Regions from separate parts of the Homo sapiens genome. Here region 2 is linked to region 1. The links are chromatin contacts, found by Hi-C or POLR2A ChIA-PET in ENCODE. All regions are on one chromosome and are shown on one strand. The core of a region is the stretch at or near the end of the contact, and the rest is flanking DNA. Distances in the headings are between cores, read along the strand shown. Region 1 overlaps SELP (selectin P). Region 2 has its middle 14 kb from the start of METTL18.

Region 1 (4,813 bases), core at 583-3,082:
TGCCACAAACCAGGTAAACTCTTCTCACCTGGCCAAACATGGCATCTGGAAAGAAGACCAGGTGGGAAAAAAATTGCTTCAGAGTGGTTGTCCCAAGGCTGGTCTGGCACTTCTAGGAACCACAGGGTATAATGGTAAAATGGGAGGGGCAGAATTTACAAGTACCCAGTTGCAAACACTCCAAGATCTGTATAAAATTGGAGAAATAGACTTAGAATAAGGTGAAGAGTGATAGAAAAAAGAGAAAAACTAATCTGTATACTGGAGGTTACGGGATTCTCAGAAGAAAGAAATGTGTGGATTCAGTATAAACATTCTATCTGCATTGTACTTGATATACATACATTTTTTGAGACGGAGTCTCACTCTGTCGCCCAGGCTGGAGTGTAATGGCACAATCTCGGCCCACTGCAACCTCCGCCTCCCGGGTTCAAGCAATTCTCCTGTCTCAGCTTCCCGAGTAGCTGGGACTACAGGTGCCCACCACTGCACCCAGCTAATTTTTGTATTTTTGGTAGAGATGAGGTTTCACCATCTTAGCTAGGCTGGTCTCAAACTCCTGACCTCAGGTGATCTGCCTGACTCGGCCTCCCACAGTGCTGGTATTACAGGTGTGAGCCACTGCTCCCGGCCTTGTACTTGATATTTAACAAGCCAGTGTGCTCTGTCAGTATTGCAACATCTTGTATGAACTTGAACGGGTTCTAGTCATCCATGTTTGTGAATTGAAGGATAGACGTATATTTTTTATATTCCCCAAGCTTTTTCCCCCTCAATGTATCCAATTCCTTAGTTAACTTTTATAGACAATGCTGCTTTTTAAACGCAAGATTTTCATTTATAAAAATCTGCAGAAATATAATAAAGAAATGAAGAAATATCCTCTTAAATACTCCTATCCTAAAATAGACACTGTTAGGCTTCTGGTATGAATTCTTCCAATATTTTCTCCGCTTTTCCTCCTATGCAATTAATATTTTTATGATGTATATACAATTTTAACAATAAAGTTGAATGGGTAAAAGACTAGACAGTTCTACATTATTTGCCATACCTTTCACTTTGTATAGACTTTCAACATTTGAGTGAAAGTGGGCAGATACATATTTTTTACTAAAAGGAAACCACTCACTATTCAGGTCACACAAAAGCATAATCACATACACACACACACACCCCCCACACACACACCCCATTGTTAAGCTAGGTCAACAGTAAATGAATGAATGAATGAATGAATGAATGAATGAACAAATGGACAAGCAAACAGCAGAATTGAATGTCCTTCATCGCCAGGCACCAGAGAGGATGGCAAGCCCCTGGACTTAGGGTTGGGTGCACCTTCAGAGCTGGGTCTGGAGAGAACAGGGCGGGGCTGTGACCTTGCCCCTTAAGTGCTCATCCTGGCTACGTTGAAGTCTGGACATATCACAAAGTCCACACAACTTTGGGGAAGTTGTGGGAAGAACTGGGAATCCCTGAGGACAGTGATCACAGTGATTGAAACTCTTACAGGCAAGCCTGGGTGGTGCAGGGCACAGATTACAGTTCATTGCTCCATACTGTCCTGCCTCTGGGTGTTTCACAGCAAGGAGGTTGCCACTCACCACGGCTTCCTGTGACCTTCCAGTTCCCTTCTGCTTTTAGTTCTTTATTTACTCTGAACTTTCTCCTCTTGTTGCTGGGTGCACATCAAGTGAAATACCCAAATGTGGGCTGGGCAGGAAGGTACCATGCAGTGTGCAATCCACTCGCTGTTGTAATACTTCTGAGAGAGTGTTATCAGACAATTTCCCTTTTTAATGTCCTCCCACCCCTCCACATCTACCCCTGCTGTCAGAAGGCAAAGCCACAGAAGAGCTGGAAATGGGTTCTGTGGTACCAACATCCTCACCCACACCCTTTCCCCCATAAGTCCTTGCAGTTTATAGGCTTCTTGAGTTGTGTCCTCTCCAGCCCCACATACACACTTACTACAGAAATACTTTTCAACTAGAAGAAAAGAACCAGATCTTTGGACAAGTTGATCAGATTGAAAGGAATGTAGCTAGAGAGGGGAAGGAATGAAGGGAAGAGAAAGGCGTAGAAAGTGTTCTTGAAACCTCATGCTGTTTAAGTCAGTGGCTGAAAAATGACCCTAGGAGCAAGGACTTCATGTCTAAAACACCAAAAGCAATGGCAATAAAAGCCAAAATTGACAAATGGGATCTAATTAAACTAAAGAGCTTCTGCACAGCAAAAGAAACTACCATCAGAGTGAACAGGCAACCTACAGAATGGGAGAACATTTTTGCAATCTACTCATCTGACAAAGGGCTAATATCCAGAATCTACAATGAACTCAAACAAATTTACAAGAAAAAAACAAACAACCCCATCAAAAAGTGGGCAAAGGATATGAACAGACACTTCTCAAAAGAAGACATTTATGCAGCCAAAAGACACATGAAAAAATGCTCATCATCACTGGCCATCAGAGAAATGCAAATCAAAACCACAATGAGATACCATCTCACACCAGTTAGAATGGCGATCATTAAAAAGTCAGGAAACAACAGGTGCTGGAGAGGATGTGGAGAAATAGGAACACTTTTACACTGTTGGTGGGACTGTAAACTAGTTCAACCATGGTGGAAGTCAGTGTGGCAATTCCTCAGGGATCTGGAACTAGAAATGCCATTTGACCTAGCCATCCCATGACTGGGTATATACCCAAAGGATTATAAATCATGTTGCTACCAAGACACATGCACAGGTATGTTTATTGCGGCACTATTCAAAATAGCAAAGACTTGGAACCAACCCAAATGTCCAACAATGATGGACTGGATTAAGAAAATGTGGCACATATGCAAGGATTTTCCTTTTTCCCATTTCGAAGATAAAGCAACTGAGGCTCAGAAAGGTTATTGTCTAGTGATAGATTGCTAGCAAGTAACAGAGCCAAAATTTGGGCGCAGATTCCACCACTTGGTTGGGAAAGGGGGAAGAAAGTATTTTCCTCCATTTCTGTGTTTCCAATCATTTGTCATTGTTTTCTGGTAAGGTCATTGGGGTGTTTCTGAAGAAGGTATCAAGGGAGAAACCAGTTCCACCCCTGTCTAGAAGCAACAAAAATGAGTTGCACCACTATCCTCCCAAACAGAGCACCAGCTTCCTTTAAAAATCACCTCTAAAGCTGTTTGTGATTGAGCACTTCAGGATGTCAATCAACTGTAAGCTGCTGCTATTTTACACCTCTACAATCTCTAACTGGTGATGAAGCATCATGAAATTCAAACAATCACTTTTAGCCAAATACCATCGTTGTATATTAATCACACACACACACACACACACACACACACACACACACACACAGAGAGAGAGAGGGAGAAAGAGAGAGAGAGTTACAGAGTTCAGGTTGCTGAATTATAAAATGATCTCTTCTTTTCTCCTCTGCCATGCCCATGATAGCCATTCCCTGCACACCTTTGCTAAGCCCTCAGAATGGAACAATGACCTGTGTTCAACCTCTTGGAAGTTCCAGTTATAAATCCACATGTCAATTCATCTGTGACGAGGGATATTCTTTGTCTGGACCAGAAAGATTGGATTGTACTCGATCGGGACGCTGGACAGACTCCCCACCAATGTGTGAAGGTAGGCTGTGGGTCTGTCCTTTCTTATGGCTTTAAAGATGACATCAGAGAATGGAGAATCATCAGGGATTTATATAAAAGTGTTCTTGAGCTGAAGCAAACAACACTCTCCACAACAATGGTAATCTAGATAAAAAAGTTCTCCCTCTCTTTAAATAATATTTTAATAGCTTTAGTTAAATATTCCACAGTTTCAAGAACATCCTGGCCAACATGGTGAAACCCCGTTTCTACTAAAAATACAAAAAATAGCTGGGCATGGTGGTGCATGCCTGTAGTCCCAGCTACTCGGGAGGCTGAGGCAGGAGAATCGCTTGAACCCAGGAGGTGGAGGTTGCAGTGAGCTGAGATTGTGCCATTGCACTCCAGCCTGGTGACAGAGTGAGACTCTGTCTCAAAAAAAAATTGCACAGTTTCAGGAAGTGCTTTCATGTCATTATAGCATTCCTGTTTACCACAATTCTAAAATAATAAGGAAAGGCAGTATCATCTCATTTTATAGATAAGGAAGAGACACAAGCTTAAAGAGGTTAAATAACTCGTCCAGGGTCACACTGTTAGTAAGTGAAAAGGCTCAGCTCTATGTCACTGAAAGTTTTACTTCCTTACAGAGTCTTCTTCAGCTACATTCTTCATTTCTTCATTCCTACATTCACCTTCAACTGAGCATTACTAAATCCCAGCCACAGACCTTATTTAGGGATGGGTGAGATTTAACCCTAGCATAACTATGTGTGCACTTCCCTCCTCTCTCCACTTCTATATTGAATATAAGCTTCTTGAAGGCAGGAGCTGTGCCTTCTTCATCTTTATACCCCCTGCAGCAGCTAGACAGAATAAAAATGGGTGTGTGTGACAAATATCTGTTGAATTGAAGGTGATCATTTACCAGTAAAATTTACTCAAACACAAGCTTTGGTAATTTAGTGGAATTCTCAAAGGCAGGGGCCAGATCTTATCTGTCTTTAATTCCCCTGAGACATCTGGCTGGCAAAGTATCTAGTATATTTTATGTTCTAAAATAGAAGTGCACTGAATTAATTAATTCATAGCTCCTGTTTAGTTGCAAAAGGTGCTATTGTTCTAATGTATTGTTCAGTGTAGAGTTAGTAATAATGAGACCAGTGATAATGGTAATAATTATTGCTTAATGTAGGACTACCTATTTCATA
Region 2 (4,813 bases), core at 1,487-3,986, 180 kb before region 1:
TTCATGAATTAATGAATTGCACCTAGGAGTTCAATATGTATTGAGCACCTACTATGTGCCAAGAATATTCCAAGGTCCTGGGTTCTAGGAGGAAAGTCTGCATTTCCAATAGGTCCCACGTGATCCTGATGCTTCTAGATAATGGATAGCAATCTAAGTAGCAAAGCTACAAATCACTGAACTGTATGACCTCAGTCAGATATGAAGCTGGCTCAGTGACTGATGAAAGACCTTCCAATTCTTTATTTTTCCTGTGTCAATGAAAAAAGCCAAACTCTATACAATATTTAAAGAAGTTTACTGTGAGCCAAATATGAGTGACCAAGGTCTGCAACACAGTCTCATGAGTTCCTGAAAACATGTGCCCAAGGTGGTTGGGTTACAGCTTGATGTTATACATTTTAGGGGAATGGAAGTTACAGGCAGATATCCATCAACACATATAAGGTGTACATTGGTTCAGTCCAGAAAGGCGGGATAACTTGAAGGAGTGGGGCTTTTAAGTCATAGGTGGATTCAAAGACTTTCTGATTGGCAATTGGTTGAAAGAGTTGTTATTATCTAAAGACCTGGAATCAGTAGAAACTAATAGGATAAGATAAGGAGTTGTGGAGACCAAGGGTCTTATTATGTTGATGAAGCCTCTAGATAGTAGCTTCAGAGAGAATAGACGGTAAATGTCTTGTGCTGGGCACGGTGGCTCACGCCTGTAATGCCAGCACTTTGGGAGGCCGAGGTGGGCGGATCACGAGGTCAGGAGTTCAATACTAGCCTGGCCAACATGGTGAAACCCTGTCTCTACAAAAAATACAAAAATTAGCTGGGCATAGTGGCATGGATCTGTAATCCCAGCTACTCGGGAAGCTGAGGCAGGAGAATCGCTTGAACCCGGGAGGCGAAGGTTGCAGTGAGCTGAGATCACGCCACTGCACTCCAGCCTGGGCAACAGAGCAAGACTCCGCCTCAAAAAAAAAAAAAAAAAAACATGCTAGCCTCTTAGTTAAATCTCTCCTGGATCAGTAAAAACTTGGAAAGAGAAGGAAATTCTGTACAGCATGTCAATTTTCCCCACAAGAGACAGCTTTGCAGGGCCATTTGAAAATATATCAAAGAAATATTTTTTGGGATAAAATAACTTGATTTCTTCCAGGGCCTGGCTCTCTGCTACAAAGAGTCTGGCTTGTCAGTCTTAAGATCTGTGTTTTAGTGTCAATGCTGACATTCAGTTGTGCCTGAATTCCAAAGGGAGGAGAGAATAATGAGTCATGTTGGGCTTCCCCCACCTACCCCCAATCCTGGCCAAAACTAGTTTTTCAGGTTTACTTTGGTATTCCTTTGGCTGAGAGAAGGAGTCCATTCAGTTGGTTGAGGGGCTTAGAATTTTATTTTTGTTGTATACCTGTTTAAATTTGCCATCAAATATTATCAAAATTTCATCTTACCTATCTAAATTACATGTTCTATAGACACTTGTGAAAACTGGCATTCTTGTAAAACAGTCTATCACAGTTTAGCACTTTAGTTTTATATTTCATTGGGAAATTTTTTTTTTTTTTTTAAGTTTAGTCTTTGAAAAACCTGTGGGCTGGGCGCAGTGGCTCATGCCTGTAATCCCAGCACTTTGGGAGGCTGAGAAGGATGATTCATGAGGTCAGGAGTTCAAGACAAGGCTGGCCAAGATGGTGAAACCCCATCTCTACTAAAAAGACAAAAATTAGCCGGAGACAGTGGCAGGTGCCTGTAATCCCAGCCACTTGGGAGGCTGAGGCAGGAGAATTGCTTGAACCCAGGTGGCAGAGGTTACAGTGAGCCAAGATCGCACCACTGCGCGCCAGCCTGGGTAAAAGAGTGAGACTCCATCTCAAAAAAGAAAAGAAAAACCTGCATACACTCATGGTTGAAGGAAAATACTGCTCTTCCTACCTGTTAAGCCCACCTCTGAGCATAAATCCTTGGATTTCACTTATCACACATAATGATCCATCTGTGAAGTGTTTGTTTCTTGTAAGCAAGTGACTGTGATGCAAGGCTGGTTCAACATACACAAATCAATAAACGTAATCTATCACATAAACAGAACACTTGGACACAGGAAGGGGAACATCACACACCAGGGCCTGTCGGGGGGTGGGGGACTGGGGGAGGGATAGCATTAGGAGAAATACCTAATGTAAATGACGAGTTGATGGGTGCAGCAAACCAACATGGCACATTTATACCTGTGTAACAAATCTGCACGTTGTGCACATGTACCCTAGAACTTAAAGTGTAAATATAATAAAAAACCATAGTTCTCTAATAAAGAAAGAACAAAACATTGAACTAAAGCGCAGAAATAGCCCTCAAATAGCCATCCAATTCTCAAATCTTGCTCCAAAGTTAGTGAAAGGATAAGAGTTGTGAAAAGCTGATCAGTGGAAACTTGAGTTTATTTTTTTGATTATGTTTTATGTGGAGCTCTCTTGACCTGGCTGTATTTCCAGGAGACTATGGGGTTAAACCACAGTGGTCACAGTGAACCTCATGTCAGCCCAACAGAAACAAACATATGATGCAGGGGTTGTATCCCTGACCCCCGATTAGTCAGTTTTGCCTGGAGTGGACCATCCAAGCATGCTTTTTTACTACCATTTTTCAGAAGACATTTCCCACATTCTAAACAAAGGAAGTCTGGCCTTTTCTCCGTGACGTTCCCTTATTGTTATTTTATGCTGAATCACAGTGCAATGCCTTACTGTGCACCCATGCTCCTTGCTGGGTATTGGCAGTGCTCCCAGTGGGTACCACTGGTCCTGGCATCTCTTACCAAGCACCACCACTTCCCACAGGGCACAGCTTCTAGACGCCAAGGTTGTTCTGATGTAAAGTGCAGACAGAAAGTTCTCCTGCTTTCTTTTTTAGATCACATTCTTTTAGTACAAAAGCTTTTTCAGATGTTTTTAATTTTTTTTTCCTGCAAAGCACCCATCTTCATCCCCCCTGGATTCTGTCGTGTGTTCATTGCAGATCTGGGCCAGGATAAAAAACTGGGAGGAAGACAGTGACTCTAATTACAGAAATACCTCCCTTCCATCACCAAAGAACTTATTACAGAGTCAAGATCTTTCAAGAGAATGGATTAGTTCTGTACCAGGTAGAATTGCCAGATAAGATACAAATATTTCAGTAGACATACTAAAAAAGTATTTGTTGTTTATCTGAAATTCAAATCTACCTGTGTATCCTTGATTTATGTTTACTAATTCTGAAAAACCTACTCGTAGACGTCTCAGTCTCTTACAGAAATTATTTTTGGTGAGTTCAGCTAAGAGTCAAGCCAAAAGTTCAACTGTATTTGGTTATACCAGTGCAAATGTTTGTCCAATTTCCTGCACAGTAGATGAACTGATATAAAAGGGGCTGCCAAGGAATACAAAGATTACACAGAACAGTCAGACTGGAAATGGAATATGCCCCATGTTGGGAAGAAAATTATTTTTATCCTAGTAAAGGAACTGACCACTTAATGTCTTAAGTGATCATTACTTGTCATTATTCATTGAATAGCAAAATGCAACATACCTTCAAATCCCCAAAGGAGCCTGAGACTGGAAGAGCATATAAAAGAGGTAAAAAGAAAGCCAGGCCAGTATACTGGAAACAGATAGAGGAACAGAAGGAAAGACAGACAGTGTCAAATGCCGTAGGTTGGCCGAGTAAGATGAATGCCACTGGATTTGACAATGTGCAGGCCAACAGTCATATTAACAAAGGGCAGTTTTATGGCCAGGCATGGTGGCTCACTCCTGTAATCCCAGCACTTTGAGGGCCTGAGGCGAGCGGATCACTTGAGGTCAGGAGTTTGAGACCAGCCTGGACAACATGGTGAAACCCCGTCTTTACTAAAAACACAAAATAGCCCGGCGCAGTAGCTCAAGTCTGTAATCCCAGCACTTTGGGAGGTCCAGGTGCGCAGATCATTTGAGGTCAGGAGTTCAAGACCAGCCTGACCAACATGGTGAAACCTGGTCTCTACTGAAAATACAAAAAAATTAGCCTGGCATGGTGGTGCATGCCTGTAGTCCCAGCTACTCGGGAGGCTGAGGCAGGAGAATCGCTTGAACCCAGGAGGTGGAGGTTGCAGTGAGCTGAGATCATGCCACTGCAGTCTAGCCTGGGCAACAGAGTGAGACTCTGTCCAAAAAAAAAAAAAAACACACACACACACAAACAAAAACAAAGCAATTAGCCAGGTGTGGTGGTGCATGTGTATAATCCCAGCTATTCAGGAGGCTAAGGCAGGGGGATCACTTGAACCCGTGAGGCGGAGGTTGGAGTGAGCCGAGATCATGCCACTGCACTCCAGCCTAGGTGACAGAGTGAGACTCCATCTAAAAAAAAAGGGAGTTTTTGGTTGTGCAATTAGAGTGAAAATGATAAATGATATAAATGATTATGTTCAAAACAACTGAGGGAGGGGACCTGGGGACAGAAATCATATGTAACTAGTTAGAGTAGTTTATCAGCAAAAAGAAGTGGAGAACTGAGGTGACAACTGGAAGGAGCAGTGGGATCTGGAGAACGATCTCTTAAGCTGGGGAACAACATAAAACACAGCCTGTGTGTGTGGTGATGGACTGATCCTGCAGAAAAAGAAGATTTATTTTTAGTTGTTTTATATATATATATATATTTTTTTATTATACTTTAAGTTTTAGGGTACATGTGCACAACGTGCAGGTTTGTTACATATGTATACATGTGCTATGTTGGTGTGCTGCACCCATTAACTCATCATTTAACATTAGGTATATCTCCTAATGCTATCCCTCCC

The links. Hi-C counts contacts between places; a loop is a spot of excess contacts on that map. ChIA-PET counts read pairs that join two places held with the same protein, here RNA polymerase II (POLR2A). Pooled maps may share reads with other maps.
Region 2: a map of dorsolateral prefrontal cortex shows a loop between it and region 1 (2.4-fold over the local background). The contact joins two enhancer-like sites. A Hi-C loop is called at or near these places in 11 of 168 maps with a recorded cell type or tissue (B cell, CD14-positive monocyte, CD4-positive, alpha-beta T cell and 7 more), 15 of 37 single-sample maps with no recorded cell type and 17 of 50 pooled maps. POLR2A ChIA-PET finds 5 or more read pairs at or near these places in 12 of 52 experiments (CD4-positive, alpha-beta T cell, CD4-positive, alpha-beta memory T cell, GM12878 and 7 more).

The regions. Positions count from the first base shown.
Region 1 is chr1:169,601,855-169,606,667 of GRCh38, reverse strand. SELP (selectin P) reads left to right here. Exons shown (of 17, transcript NM_003005.4): 10 at 3,457-3,642. Among named protein-coding and RNA genes, the nearest start is that of F5, 18 kb to the right of the region's middle. RefSeq lists an enhancer at 1,690-1,799. Within about 2 kb of position 1,832, at least 6 of the 41 ENCODE cell types and tissues checked have a DNase peak (open chromatin) inside an H3K27ac peak, as active enhancers do.
Region 2 is chr1:169,778,019-169,782,831 of GRCh38, reverse strand. No RefSeq gene overlaps it. Among named protein-coding and RNA genes, the nearest start is that of METTL18, 14 kb to the left of the region's middle. RefSeq lists an enhancer at 325-826. Within about 2 kb of position 2,736, at least 3 of the 41 ENCODE cell types and tissues checked have a DNase peak (open chromatin) inside an H3K27ac peak, as active enhancers do.